Regions from separate parts of the Homo sapiens genome. Here regions 2 and 3 are each linked to region 1. The links are chromatin loops, found by intact Hi-C in ENCODE. Cell type or tissue: mammary epithelial cell. All regions are shown on one strand. Each heading gives the region's core, and the rest is flanking DNA. Links, peaks and the distances in the headings are about the cores only. Region 1 has its middle 150 kb from the start of MOCS2-DT. Region 2 has its middle 14 kb from the start of MOCS2-DT. Region 3 has its middle 61 kb from the start of MOCS2-DT.

Region 1 (4,748 bases), core at 1,485-3,984:
CTAGCCCCTAATGACTCACAGCAGCCTCCTTCTCTAGAGTTACTCTCAACCTAATGGGATCTGCTTTACCTTGAACATTATGCCCCTGAGAATAGGAGGAGGGTCAGGACAAACTCCCTCCCTCGAGGTAGTAACAAACCTATGATTCATCTAGACTCATCTATACTCCAGAATTTCTTACAAATCAAAGGAAGCTGATCTCCAGATGAGAATAAGCCTTTGCTTAGTTTTACTAAGGCCTTTACTGCTTCTTTTACTCCCTTTCTCCTGAAAGTAATATCTCAATAAATCATTCATTGAAGAATTTCCATCTCAGGCCCTGCTTCTAGGACACTGGTACTGGGAGCAGTCCTAAGAAAGAAACCCTATAGCTGGAATTCTGGAGTTGAATTATTTACTGGCCAGACGGTAGTGCATCCTGGGTTGGTGGAGCCATGATAGTTCCTGGCTAAGATGTTCACCCATGGTGAACTGGCAGGGGGTGCACATGAAAGGAGGGACACTGACTGATCAAATATCTCTGGCATTTCAAAGGCATATGGAAAAGGGTAACTCTATGGGCCATGGAATTGTTTTGCTTTTGCTAAATGTTGTAGATCTAGAGATCATGATAATCTCAGATCTATTAATTCACAGTTTGATGTAAATATGAGTCAGAGGGCCTCCTTAGGAGCATTTAAAGAAATCCTAATTTCTGTAAATGGAGGGCAGAGAAAACTGATGGCTTGAAACAGAACTTAATTGGAAGAGGCAGAAAATTTTGGAGAAACTTGAATTCTCAACCTAGGGAAGTTTCCTAAGCCAAAGTCAGAGTTCTGATATGGGAGTGAAAGCACAAGATGGGAATATCTGGGTAGATTCACTTGAGCGTCTTGAAATCCCAGATTTCCCTGAACTCTCCAAGTCTTTAATATTGACTACTTTTATTGGAAGATAAAATTCCCTTTTCCCTGTGTGAAGACCATGTAGAGTTCTCAGAGCAGACAGGAACTCTTTAGGAAAGTGCTTGCCTTGCTCAAGAACTGTTCCTACTTCTCCTTTTGCTCATCAGGCCCATAACTTGGGCCAAATTTCAGCAAAATTATACTAGAAAGTGCTAGACTGCTAAAGGAGAAGCAGTATTAAATACCAAAACAGTGGCTGGACCTAGTTAACACGTACTGACAGGAACAAGGACATAATGCCTGGGAATCCTGAAGAAGCCAGCTGAATGAGGGAGTAATATAAGACTGGAGAAGGAATAGAGTGTTGAAATGGGGGCACCATTCTGTGACCCAGGATTTGACACTTTGGTAAAGGGCCAAGGGGCAGTTTTAATGCTATACCAGGGTGGTGGTTAGAAGATTGGGAAAAGTAATGCCCTCCATCAAATGTCAGCAAACTTTCTCTGTAATGGGTTAGGTAACAAATATTTTAGGCTTTGAAGGTCATATGGCCAATATGTAGACAAATGGGTGTTGCCAGTAAATTGAGTGTTTCAATAAAACTTTCCTTACCAAAAAAGGAAACCGGCTGGATCTGACTTGAGAGCCAGAGTTTTCCAAACACTTCATTTAATGTAGAACATTAAATGAAGTAGAGATGCCAAAACTTCTGTGGCAGACTGTGAAGAAAGGTATTAAAAATTTTGGGAAGTGGCCATGCTAAGTTGGGCTACTAAATAAGGCTGGAAAAGCCACCATTTGAGTATATTCCTTGAGAGGTCTAGGGGAAGAATCTACTTATCAAAGCAATAAGAAATGTGGTAGTGAAGAAGAACTAGTATCTTTGAGAAGCTTAGAGGTGGCTGTCCTCTACACTGGGCCTCAATAGGAGATGCTGTTACAGACATGCGAGTTAGGATCCAGAAATGGCCAGGTAGCTGCACTTCACTGAGAGAGGCAAGGCAACTGTAAGTATCATAATGAGCAGAAGCTTGGAATGGAAGCCAAGAAATGTTCCTAAGGGCAAGATAGATGGGCAGCCAACAATGGTGTTGCTTAATATATGTGCACAATCAAAATAGTTCATAAATGTGTGAGTAGAAAGCAGAGGGCAGCTACCACAATGGAAAGCCACACTTTCTTGTCAAGTATGTATAGTGAAGCAATGCTTAGACATAGAACCTGTCAGCTGAAAGAGTGGCCAGATATCTACAAAAAACACTCAGCAACCCCAGAAGCCATACAGTAGGGATATATTCAGTCCTTCCCTCTGGGGGAAACTAGGCCCTTTGGAGAGGGACACGCCTTAACAGTTTAAAGACTGATGGATCAGGGTCTGAGCTGATCCTCATACCAAGGGAACAAAAGTCCCTCAATCATCCTCTGTTTGACTAGAGGCTTATGAGGGCCAGGTAAAAAGATGAAGTCTTGGACTATGTCTATTTCAATGTGTTTATTGGGGTTAAAGGCTTACCTGCTGGACATTTCCTTTGTTTTTGAACACATAAACTGAATGAACATACTTGGTAGTAAGCAGAAGTTTCACATTAGCTCCTTGACCTTTAAATAAAAATTACTGTAGTCAGAGAAGCCAGGTAGGAGCACCTGAAATGGCTTCCACCTTGAACAAAAACGTAAGTGAAAACATCACTTTTGAAGAAGTTGGAAGATTAAAAATTTAAGGAATGCAGAGGGTGGTCATCTTCATCATATCCCCAATTAATTCACTAGTCCTGTTCCTGAAAAAAAAAAAACTGATGGCTATGGCAGGATGATATTGGGCTAAAGAAAGCTAATTGCAGTTGTTGTGTCAAATGTGGTATCTTCACGAGAGCAGAGCAACACCGCCTCCTTGTGTAGCATGAAGGGATGAAGCTGACAAATTCATTCTTTTCAATAGTCATCAGAAATGATGATCAGTAACAATTCACACTCACATGAGATAGACAACTGTACCTATCTACAGTCTTACCCAAGGGCTATGTTTATTCTCCTATCCGTCACATTATAAACTGAAGATAGGTGAATCATCTTGACTTTCTGTAGAACATTGCACTACTGATCCCTTTTATTGATATCTTGTTCGTTAGACCTTATATGCAAGAAGTGGTAAATGTAAGCCCTGGTAAGACACCTGTGCTCCTGAGGGAAATAGATAAGTTCTAAAAGAGTTCAAGGGCCAGTCACATTAGTGACCTTTTTATGTGTTCCAGTGTTATAAGGCATGCTGGAATATCTTCATTCAATGTGAAGAACAGATTGTTGTGCCTTATACTTCCTAACACTAAGAAAGAAGCACATTCCTTGGTAGGCCTCTTTGGGTTATAAAGGCAACATATTCTGTACTTGGGAATACTTCTGTGACCCATTTATTACAAAGTGAAACACTGCTAGTTCTGAGTGGATCTTAGAGCAAGAAAGGACTCTGAAGCAATTCTGGGCTGTGGAGCAACCAGTGCTGCCTCTTGGGCAGATCCTATGGTAGTACAGGTATATCTAGTAGAAAAGTAATGCCTGTTCAACCTGAGAAAGCTGACTGAAAATAAAAATAAAAATATAGAAAGATAAAACACTGCGTGGAGCCTCTGGAGAGCCACAATAAGAGAATTGTAGCATAGGATTCTGGAGCAAGTTTATGCCATCTGCCACAGAGTATTACACACCATTTGAAAAACATCCTGGCATGCTATTAGACCCTGGTAGAAGATGAGCATCTATTGATGTGTTAACAAGTGCTCATTCAGCCATGTCTTTCCATTATAAGTTGGATACTGTCAGCCTACCAAGTAATAAGTTTGGGCTCAGATAAAATGCCAGTAGTAGATCCAGGATGGGGCTTGAGATAGTTCAGAGAGTGAAAGTAGGCTGCATGGCACTTATTTCCATGTCACATGCTAGTGTTTCACCATTGCCTCTTTCTCAGCTCACAGCTATGGTCTCTGGGGCTTTCTTTTCAGTGGCCAATGGAAGAGGCAAGAGCCTGAGCTGGGTTCATGAATCAGTCATGTTGGTATGTGGGTATAAGCTAATAACGCACTGCCGCTCTACTACAGTCACATAGAAAGTGACAGTGGTGAGAGATAACTCTTCAAATGGGCAGCTCTTCAGTGAGTGATCTGTTTTAGTTCCTTTGTTGGAATGGGACGTGGACTAGGATTAAGATATCTCTAGACCCGTAGGCAATGGTGAATGGCTTAGCTGGTTGAATATACATAAACTCATGGACAGTGGTAAATGGTTTAGTTGGTTGGTGAGGAGCTTGGAAGGAACCAGACTGGAAGGTCAACAATAAGGATGTCTGAGGAAGAGGCATGGGGTTTGACCTATAGAAGTAAGCACAAAGTATGAGTAACTTAGTGTAACAAAATGTAAGTAACTTTGTACAGAAGAGGTGCTAAAAAAAAAATGAAAAGTGGGCAAGATAGAGATCAGTTTGCCTCTGTTCTCAGCCATCTCAGGGATTGTGCAATGGGCTTTTGAATGGAGTGGACCTAGTGGCAGAGAGTGAGGCTGAGGTTCTCTCTCTCTCATGAAGGCTGATCAAATTACTTCTGTTACTAATATCCAGCCTATTGCCACCAAGACCAATGGCGATTCCCTACTAAGACATCATTTCTCAAGGAGGCCAAGCAACTACTTGGGGGCAAGTTTTTACTTTGGATCCTCTTCTGCCCTAAAGGAACAGTGATTCATTCTGACAAGATTGTCTTGTATTCCAGTGAGGGGTGACCTTTTATGCTTTGGTCAGCATCATGATTCAAAGGTTCATGAAGTATCTCATGTACTAACATGGGATCTCACATGATACTTCCTTGAACAAAGGAA
Region 2 (4,748 bases), core at 761-3,260, 140 kb after region 1:
AATGACTTGGGTTGTGTGCCTATCCCTGATTGTCTCACAGTGCTCAGTGATAGCTGATGCCACTCTGAGGGTCAGTTGAAGTTTGTAAATAACTTCACTCCATTCCTTCTAACCTCTTTTGGTATCCATCAAAGAAGGCCATGGATTTTCCAGATCAAAATGTGTCCAAACATAAATTGAGGGCATTAGATACATGCTAGGACCTGAGTTGAAGGTATGGGCTTGGTAACATAATGTAGCTATTTCTGGGTTTCAGACGGGCATAAAGATTAGTAAGATTAGTTAAAAATGTAGGGCCTTAGAGTAAGACAGGCCTGGATCCAAATGATTGCTTCACCAGAGCAAGAAACCTTGGATAAGTACTTAATTTCTCTTGAGACTCAGTTTCCCCAATTAGAAAATGGGAGTATTGAGAATACCCAAATCATTGGGTTGTTAAAAGGATGAAATAAAATACCTGGCACAATTATTATATTTCTTAATATATAAACATATGTTATATAATAAATATGATATATTAATATATGTATTATTCTGTTCTCATGCTGCTATGAAGAAATACCTGAGATTGGGTAATTTATAAGGAAAAGAGGTTTAATTGACTCACAGTTCCACGTGGCTAGGGAGGCCTCAGGAAACTTACAGTCATGGCAGAAGGGGAAGCAAACACATCCTTCTTCACAAGGCAGCAGGAGGAAGAAGTGCCGAGCAAAGAGGGAAAACCATCTTATGAAACCGTCAGATCTCATGAGAACTCACTCAATATCACAAGAGCAGGGTGGGGGTAACCTCCCCCATGATTCATCCACCAGGTCCCACCCACAACACACTGAGATTATGAGAACTACAATTCAAGATGAGATCTGCATGGGGGCACAGCCAAACCATATCAATATACAATTTATATAATAATATAACATATATTATTATACAATGTCTGGCACAAGGAGATGCACAATAAGTACTATTTTTGTTGCTAAGTACTTTCTCCTCCGGGCACACAGAGCAATACTGTGGAAAACCATGCTAAATTATGAAGGATTTTCCTTGTAGTTTCTAGAAGTGGCCAATTTGATAGTTATCCCAGGCAGTAAGCAAATTATCCTGCCATTTCTCCTATTATTATTTGTAAATAGCAAATGGAGAACCTAGTATGAGAGATGGAGGGTGAAGGAGACTTAAGTATATGAATTGTCTTAAGCACTGATGTGTTTGTGTATATGCATATATATATATCTGCATACGTGTATATGGATATATATGTATAGATGTGTGTATGTGTATATATGTACATGCATACATATGTATAGATGTGTGTGTGTGTGTGAGACTAAGATGTTTATGCTAGGATTATGCTAGCAGAGATTCATTGATCATTTCTCAAAAGTAACACAGGATACTTTGCAGGCTATGCCAAATTTGAGACACATATGAATTTAGCAACACTGCAAGATGTTGCTGAGGCCTTCTACTCTTAGATATGTTTCCACAAAAAGAGGAAAATCAAGGCATTTTTGTGGTGTCATTTAAAGCGAAGCAATCTTGCTCAAATTTAATATTTAAGTAAATTGTAAAAATACTGACGACATAAATTCACTTTTCTAAAATGCATTTTTAACATTTATTTATTTACGATATTTTTTTTTTTAATTTTTTGAGATGGAGTCTTGCTCTGTCACCCAGGCTGGAGTGCAATGGCACGATCACAGCCCACTGCAACTTCCACCTCCTGGGTTCAAGCGATTCTCCTGCCTCAGCCTCCCAAGTAGCTGCGATTACAGGCATGCGCCACCATGCCCTGCTAATTTTTATATATTTAGTACAGGAGGGGTTTCGCCATGTTGGCCAGGCTGGTCTCAAACGCCTGATCTCAGATGATCCACCTGCCCCGGCCTCCCACAGTGCTGGGATTACAGGTGTGAGCCACCGTGCCCAACCAAAATTTATTTTTTTAAATAAATAATACTAGAATTATGCTTGAGAGATTTCTTTTTTATATCAACTAAAAACTGTGACTTTCTGTGATCTAAAATTTTGTTTCTTTGGGAGACAGTAACAATGAAGGTAATCTTCCCAAGTATACTACATGAATTATGTTGAAATATTTGGTGTAACTACATAAATATAAATGTAACAAGAGCCTTTTATTTCCAAAATGAGATTCAATTTATTTTAAGAATAAGATATCAACTAGCACCCTCTTGTGGAAATGATTATTTTAGATATTGGAAAAGAAAATCTTACACAAGCAGCATGGTGGCACACCTATCATAGATGTATTTTTTTCCACACACTCTTGATGACTTCAAATTAATTGTATACTTTTGTTTATACACAGAGTCTAGGAGAAGATGTTAACATGCAGCACAGTGATGACTGCAGATTTATTCTCAAGACATTTTTTTCTTAAGTAGATCTTCAGCTGTCATCTGATTCAATTAGTCTAAGAATTTTAATTTATATTTCACTTCAAAAGGTTGAACTAGATAAGTACACAGAAATACAAATAAAAGTACTTTTTACAAGCTTTAAAACTGTGGTGTCCCCTATCTGTATTTTTTTCCTCTAGCATCTGCCTTGCCAAAAGTTCTCTTGATGCCTCCTCCCCGGGGGATAGGTTCTGACCCAGACCTGAACCAGTTCTGACCAAATGTGAAATCCTCCAGGAATGTCAGCCACCCTTCCTACCTCCAATTTTTATTGATTGATTGTTTTGAGACAGGGTCTTGCTCTGTCATCCAGGCTAGAGTGCTGTGGCATGACCATAGCTCACTGCAGTCTTGCACTCCTGGGCTCAAGCAATCCTCCTGCCTCAGCCTCCCAAGCAGCTAGGACTACAGGCATGCTCCAACATGCCCATGCTTTTTTTTTGTAGAGATGAGGATTTCATTATGTTGCCCAGGTTTGTCTCAAACTCCTGGTCTCAAGCGATCTTCCCGCCTCAGCTTCCCAAAGTGCTGAGATTACAGGTATCAGCCATCACACCCGGCTCACCTCCACCTTCTTAGTGGCCAGTCACCTTTCCTATATGAGAGTATATAAAAAAGAACAGTCACACTTGTCTAAGAGTGAAAGTAATTCTTGGGCTTAGAATTTTCTGGTACTCAAGCTATTCAAAGATAGGATGTTTAACTGCTTAGTAGGCAATTGACAGAATGTGTTCAAGTTCAGTTAGTTATTTGGGCTCAATAATCTTCATGGTCCCTTCCAATCTGACATTCTAAAGCCTTTCTATTTAGTCTAATGGCCAGTGCCTCTGAATGAACTAATCACTGCCATTGCTCCTCTTTTATTTCTGAGATGGTCATGAAGATTTTAACATAGTCCTTGCAGCATTGGTCTGTATCTTCCCCCGAAATTATTCTTTCAAGTAAACCATCAGGACCTTCAAAGGGCCATTCAAAGTGCACATTAGGCCAGACAAGGTGATGCATGCCTATAATCCCAACACCTTAGGAGGCTGAGGCAGGAGGATTGCTTGAGCTCAGGAGTTTGGGACCAGCCTGGGCAACATAGGGAGACCTTATCTCTACAAAAGTAAAAATAAAAAACATTAGCCAGGTGTGGTGGTGTGCATCTGTGGTCCCAGCTACTTGCAAGGCTGAGGCAGGAGGATGGCTTGAGCCCAGGAGGTTGAGGCTTCAGTGATCCATAATCACACCACTACATTTCAGCCTGGGTGACACAGCAAGACCTTGTCTCCAAAAAACAAACAAACAGAAAACAAACCAGTGCATATTTATTAGGGAACTCGGCCATAATAGTGACATGAGGCCCTTTAATCATTAGTTTTAAACAATTATAAATAATCAAGGAATATATAGGTTATCTCCAGCAGATAATTGTCAGGTATAATTAAGGGTGAGATGCTGATTCAGACAGAGAAATGTGTAACGTAGAAGGCATAGGGGCACATATTCAAGGGAGACATGAAGCATCCTGAGATGAAGGACAAGTGTGGGATTTGGGGTACAAACAATCCAATTCAAACGCTGGTTCTGTTTGTTGTTACATGAATGGCCCTAGGTATCTGAGACTCCCATATCTGTCAAATAAGAATGATTGTATTTACCTCACAGGGTTGTTGTAAGAATTAAATGGCATAAAAAACAATGAGAAGCACAGAGCATAATACTTAATCCAAGAAGGCTCTCAAAAACTGCTAGCTTTACTTTTTTGTTTGTTTGTCTTTTTCTTCCTTCAGCCTTTATTTTTGTGTGTGTGACAGAGTCTCATTCTGTTGCCCAGGCTAGAGTGCAGTGTCAATGCTCACTGTAGCCTCAAACTTCTAGACTCAAGCCATCCTCCTGCCTCAGCCTCTCGAGTAGCTAGGACTGTAGGTGTGCACTACCAAGCCTGATTACTTTTTAAAATTTTTGGTAGAGATGGGGGTCTCACTGTGTTGCTCAGGTTGGGCTAGCTTTTCTTATGGCCAGAAAGGGTCCTTGATGTTTAAGGATTTAATAGCCAGGGGCTGGGGGCAGGGGGGACAAACTAAACAAATATTTCATATATGAAATTAAATTGTGTTCACTGATTATCCCTGATAACCTTACCTGATGAATCAGGGGACGAGATCTCCATCTTCCCTAATATTTTACAATATTTTTCTAATAATCTTTGATTACTGATTGGGGCACATTTTTATCTCTCAGCATTTAGATTCAGACAGTGTGAGTGCTCTTAGCTAACTTGGACTCATATGTTTGTGTGAGCAGATCTTTGTAAGTTTGACCTCCCTAGCCTTT
Region 3 (4,748 bases), core at 752-3,251, 91 kb after region 1:
GGTGAACAGAGAACTACTACATAGAACAATAGGCATGATTTGTGCTTGATTCACTCTTTCCCACCTCAGACAGTGTAATTATCACATGCATCAGAGAGCCGTAGACAAGCACTTTCCCAGTTCAGGTGCAAGAAACCGTCCCTTTTATAACAGGCCTTTAGGGACTGAAGTCTTAGCCTAATCTGTTTAGTACTTTTGTGTAAACATCCTTTGTAGCAATCATCTGACCAAGAATTATATTTGTAAAAATTATATTAAATCTCTTTATTGTGCATAGTTTGAGAAAAAGAAATAAAAAAATACTATATGTTCTATTACCAACGGATGGGTTATATTCTTGTCTGATGGATTGTGTATGTCACACTCCTTTGGTAAACAGTATCGTTGGTTGGTTTCCTCAAGTAATGGCCAAGGAAAACTAAAATTTAACTTTCTTTACATTGCATTCAATGCTGATTGTACTTCTATAAATGTAAAATAGGGCCGGTCACGGTGGTTCATGCCTGTAATCCCAACTCTTTGGGAGGCTGAGGAGGGCCGATCACCTGAGTTCAGGAGTTTGAGACCAGACTGACCAACATGGTGAAACCCTGTTTCTACTAAAAATACAAAAGTAGCCAGGCATGGTGGTGCATGCCTATAATCCCAGCTACTCAGGAGGCTGAGGCAGGAGAATCACTTGAACCCGGGAGGTGGAGGTTGCAAAGAGCCAAGATCACGCCATTGCACTGCACCATGGGCAACAAGAGTGAAACAGGAAAGGAAAGGAAAGGAAAGGAAAGGAAAGGAAAGGAAAGGAAAGGAAAGGAAAGGAAAGGAAAGGAAAGGGGAAAGGAAAGGAAAGGAAAGGAAAGGAAAGGAAAGGAAAGGAAAGGAAAGGAAAGGAAAGGAAAGGAAGAAGAGAAAGGAGAGAAACAGAGAAAGAAAGAAAGGAAAGAAAGGAAAAGAAAAGAAATAAAAGAAAAGAAAGAAACTAGGTATGTTGCTCATCTAGTGCTCCATGATTTAACTTGTACTTGTGGTTTAATTTGCCTTTAACTGGCAAAATTGAAAGAAACTTTTAAAAAAATCTCTGAAAATCTATTTGATTATAGCTTTTACAATTATAGCAAAGAAATAATCTTATATTTTCCTTCATATGATGTGTAAAAATGTCTACTTACACATGAACATAAACTTTTAAAATATGAGTATGTATGTTAAAATAATATGTATGTTTATTTCCACTCAGCTTCTTTTTAATGAACTGTAATTTTCTATTAAAATCCTTAAGAATCATTTAAGTAATAGTGAGGCAGTTTACCTTACAACTACCACTGTGGAATAATAGATTTTAAATGACGATTATTTAGTTGAAATATCCACTTGCTGTAAATGTTTTCAACAAACCTGTATATTCTTCTTGGCTTTCTCCAAGGACTCATTTTGGGATCTTTTTCTGCTTTTGGTTTGTACTAATAATCTTTTTTCTTACAAATAATTCCAAGTTTACTTTAATACAGATGGTATTTGTCCATAGCCAAAAACCCTTTCCAAAATGCGCCCTAGCTCAATAAACTAGTTTAAAAAGCATCTTCAATAAAAATAAACATCAAAACAGAGATTAACAGGAATCAAAACCCCTAAGATCATCATGACTGGCTGCTTTCACTTCACTAGTTCTAGTTTTCTTCTTCTTTATTGTGGAATACAAATGCTGTAAGAAATAGAAAATTGATTGCATGACCATATACATGATTTAATGGTACATGGTAACTTGAACGACTGCCACCTATATTGTATTAAAAACAAGATATTGCACATGTCTCTAAACTATGCCAGATAAAAATAATGACTGAGTTTAATACGGTTTAGATTACCAAGTATGGGATAGCTTACGCTGAAACCCTAGTCAGTAGGTTGAATAGAGAAGAAAAATTATTTTTCTGAATTCAGAATTTGTCTTTAGATTTTATATTGGCATAAAGTTATGTTTTAAATGCTATCATTAATGCTTACTATTTGGCAAGGACTGAACTAGATATCAGTGATATAATAGTGAACAAAAAATATATAGATTCTACAACCATTAATTAAAATAAACATTGGAAAACAGTTTAATTTATATTCATCTTTTATCAACTACATGGTCACTGAATTGGAAGATTTGTCACTTGATAAGGAAGATTGTTATTAGAATTTAAGAAAATAAAGAGCAGATTTTATTTCAGGAATAATGTGCTAAAGTAACCATGTTAGGTTGTTCTGAACATGTACTGCCACCCAATGGAGATGTGTCCAAATGACACCAGTCATTTGGAGGTTTGGAGACTGCACATTCTTTTGGGGGAATACACCTGTGGCAAATCATTCAGCATAGCTGAGTTTTGTCCAGATTGAGCTGGATTGCCCTAGGTGAGGGGGAGGAGAAGGGAAGCTTCAGCTAAAAGCATTTTCTTCTCTAATCCCAGCAAAAAAGAAAGGCTCATTCAAAATCTGATCTGAGGTGATTATAGTGAAAAAGTAAAATTGCCTGTGAATAGCTCATATTTCAAATAATGCTACCATCTAATAGACTATCAACGTGCTAACGATAACTTTTCCACATAACATAGAAATTGCAGTGTGAGGAATTGAGTTTGGGAGAAACCACTGGAGTAGACCACAGTTTTTCTGGTCTGCAGGTCTCTAAATTTCAGCCCGAATCCTTATTTATGGAGAGTAATTTGTAAGGTTCTGGACTGCTCCAAAGGAGGGATAGACTAGAGGGTTCCTCGAGATTCCTTCCTCCCTAATTATTGCACTGTCAGTGTCATTGTTCAAACCTCTGACAAAAATATTTTATACAGAATAATGTAATTCACCTCCAAAGTTCTTAAAATCACTGGTATGTTAGATGCAAGTGAGGTTGTCTATAGCCAAAAAAGACGTTGAAATGGCCCAGACTTTTTCACATTTTTCTTGACCCAGACCCTGAGATAGCCAGCATATTGTCCCATGGCAAGTTTTGAAATAAGAAGGTGCCCCAATATCAAAGACTTTCTTTGTTTAAGAAATCTAGCATTCAGGAACAGTTAATTTCCAGTGTAATGAAAACGTGTTACAAAGGCTCTTTATGTTCCAAAGACCACTTCTGCTTTTCACATAGGCAAAATTTACAGAGGGTTTAGGACAATTGTAGGGCACCCTAGCACATAGGAATCAGTGGAACTTTAGCTGTTAAGAAGGCCTAATTTTAGTAATATCCTCCTGAAATGCTGAAAATTTGTCTAAGGCAGCAATCGCCTTACTGAATCGATCATTTGATAATCCTAACACTCAGGGCTTTAAAGGGAATAATTATCTAGTAATACATCATATAACAATTCAAGTTACATTATGAAATGTGACAAGAGAGATTAAACTGGTTTAATGAAAAACAACATGGTAAAATTTTTGTATATATTTTCTAAACAAGTGATTTAAAGCCATGCTTTGTGTAGGCTTTGCAGAGTATTTCCATGTATTGAGTGTCAGAAATGATAAGCATCATTTAGTCACTCAACAAACACCTATTGCATACTTACCCTATTCTCTGTGTTGATGCCTTGCATGTACTTTGTATATAAACATAAATAAAAAGAGAATTTCTGCCCAGTGTGGGAGAAGCACTGCTATGGCTTGATCAGCATGCTCTGACTTGAGGTGTAGGACAGAAGTTAGTTCAAAATATGAATTCCATCTTACTGGATGGAGGAGTGATGGGGCATTATATCAGCTGATCATCAAGTGAACTAATACACTGTGGCTGTAACAAGAAACCAGTCTTTTCCATTGAAAAATAAGTATTAAATTTTTAACAAAAATTGTGTCAGGGACAGCATCTTTTAGCCAGAATAAAGTTTGTGCAATCAAGTCAGATTATTTTAATTATAATACTCTACTAAAATATTATAAATGTTGCACTATGAAAGATACATAGTGATATTCTAATGACAAATTAAACACATGGGAATGCAATTGCTCGCTGAATCCTCAATGATAAGTTTGTCTCAAAGGAAGTTGCTAGAGGGCTACAGGGGAATGGAGACACTAATCAAGATAAGGGCTCTTCTGTCTCTCTTGCAATTTACTGGGATTGAGAATCGCTGAAGAAGGGCATGTAAATCTCAACTCTCCTTTTGACTTGCCTGAATCACAAAAGGATCTATCCCATTTCCTATTTGTCTTATTCTTGGCCAAATTCTCCAAGTGCAGAAGTCACTTCTGTCTCTCTTAATTCTTACAAGCTCCTTAGGGTACCAGTTAGCAAAGTAGCTCTTACATTAATAGCTCTCAAATGACCTGGGAGTTGAAAACCTTCCAAAATTGCCCAACTAACTCCCAAGCAGTAATTTATGAATAGGAAGTCACTGGTTTTGATCTATAGATCAGAAGATGAGTGGACTAATAAATATCTTCATAAACTGTTCATATTTTAGATCTTTATTTTCAGGGCTAAGGTTAACTTCAATTTGCCTCATTTTATTCCATTATCCCTAACTTTATCATCCTTCATGAATAACATCAACCACACATCCACTGTTTGCAGAACTCTAAGTCTTCCTTCTAGTTTTCTAATCCCTTTTAAGGGAGACATTTTGTTTTCTTTTGACATAATTTATATCTGTTCCTCTCCACTCCAGTAGACTGAGAAAACAATGTGTTCTGTGGGGGAGAAATATTTAATGTGAAAAGTTTCTATTCTGTGACCTCATCTGGACTTTGTAATTAAGACTGTATACAATAAA

The links. Hi-C counts contacts between places; a loop is a spot of excess contacts. Peaks named below come from ENCODE experiments on the same cell type or tissue, not always from the same donor. Only the 100,000 strongest peaks of a DNase experiment are listed, where the experiment ranks them.
Region 2: it touches region 1 in a loop (3.0-fold over the local background); 2 of 110 quality-filtered maps call a loop at or near these places.
Region 3: a loop joins it to region 1, with 6 times the contacts of the local background. A loop is called at or near these places in 5 of 110 quality-filtered maps.

The regions. Positions count from the first base shown.
Region 1 is chr5:53,260,588-53,265,335 of GRCh38, reverse strand. No RefSeq gene overlaps it. Among named protein-coding and RNA genes, the nearest start is that of MOCS2-DT, 150 kb to the right of the region's middle. In mammary epithelial cell, for the core only: a CTCF peak has its summit at 2,771; a DNase peak (open chromatin) is centred at 2,755; H3K27ac peaks cover 1,152 bases.
Region 2 is chr5:53,121,355-53,126,102 of GRCh38, reverse strand. No RefSeq gene overlaps it. Among named protein-coding and RNA genes, the nearest start is that of MOCS2-DT, 14 kb to the right of the region's middle. In mammary epithelial cell, for the core only: CTCF peaks have their summits at 2,022 and 2,221 (motif pointing left); no DNase peak of the experiment used is centred there.
Region 3 is chr5:53,168,454-53,173,201 of GRCh38, reverse strand. No RefSeq gene overlaps it. Among named protein-coding and RNA genes, the nearest start is that of MOCS2-DT, 61 kb to the right of the region's middle. In mammary epithelial cell, for the core only: a CTCF peak has its summit at 2,265; a DNase peak (open chromatin) is centred at 2,281; H3K27ac peaks cover 723 bases.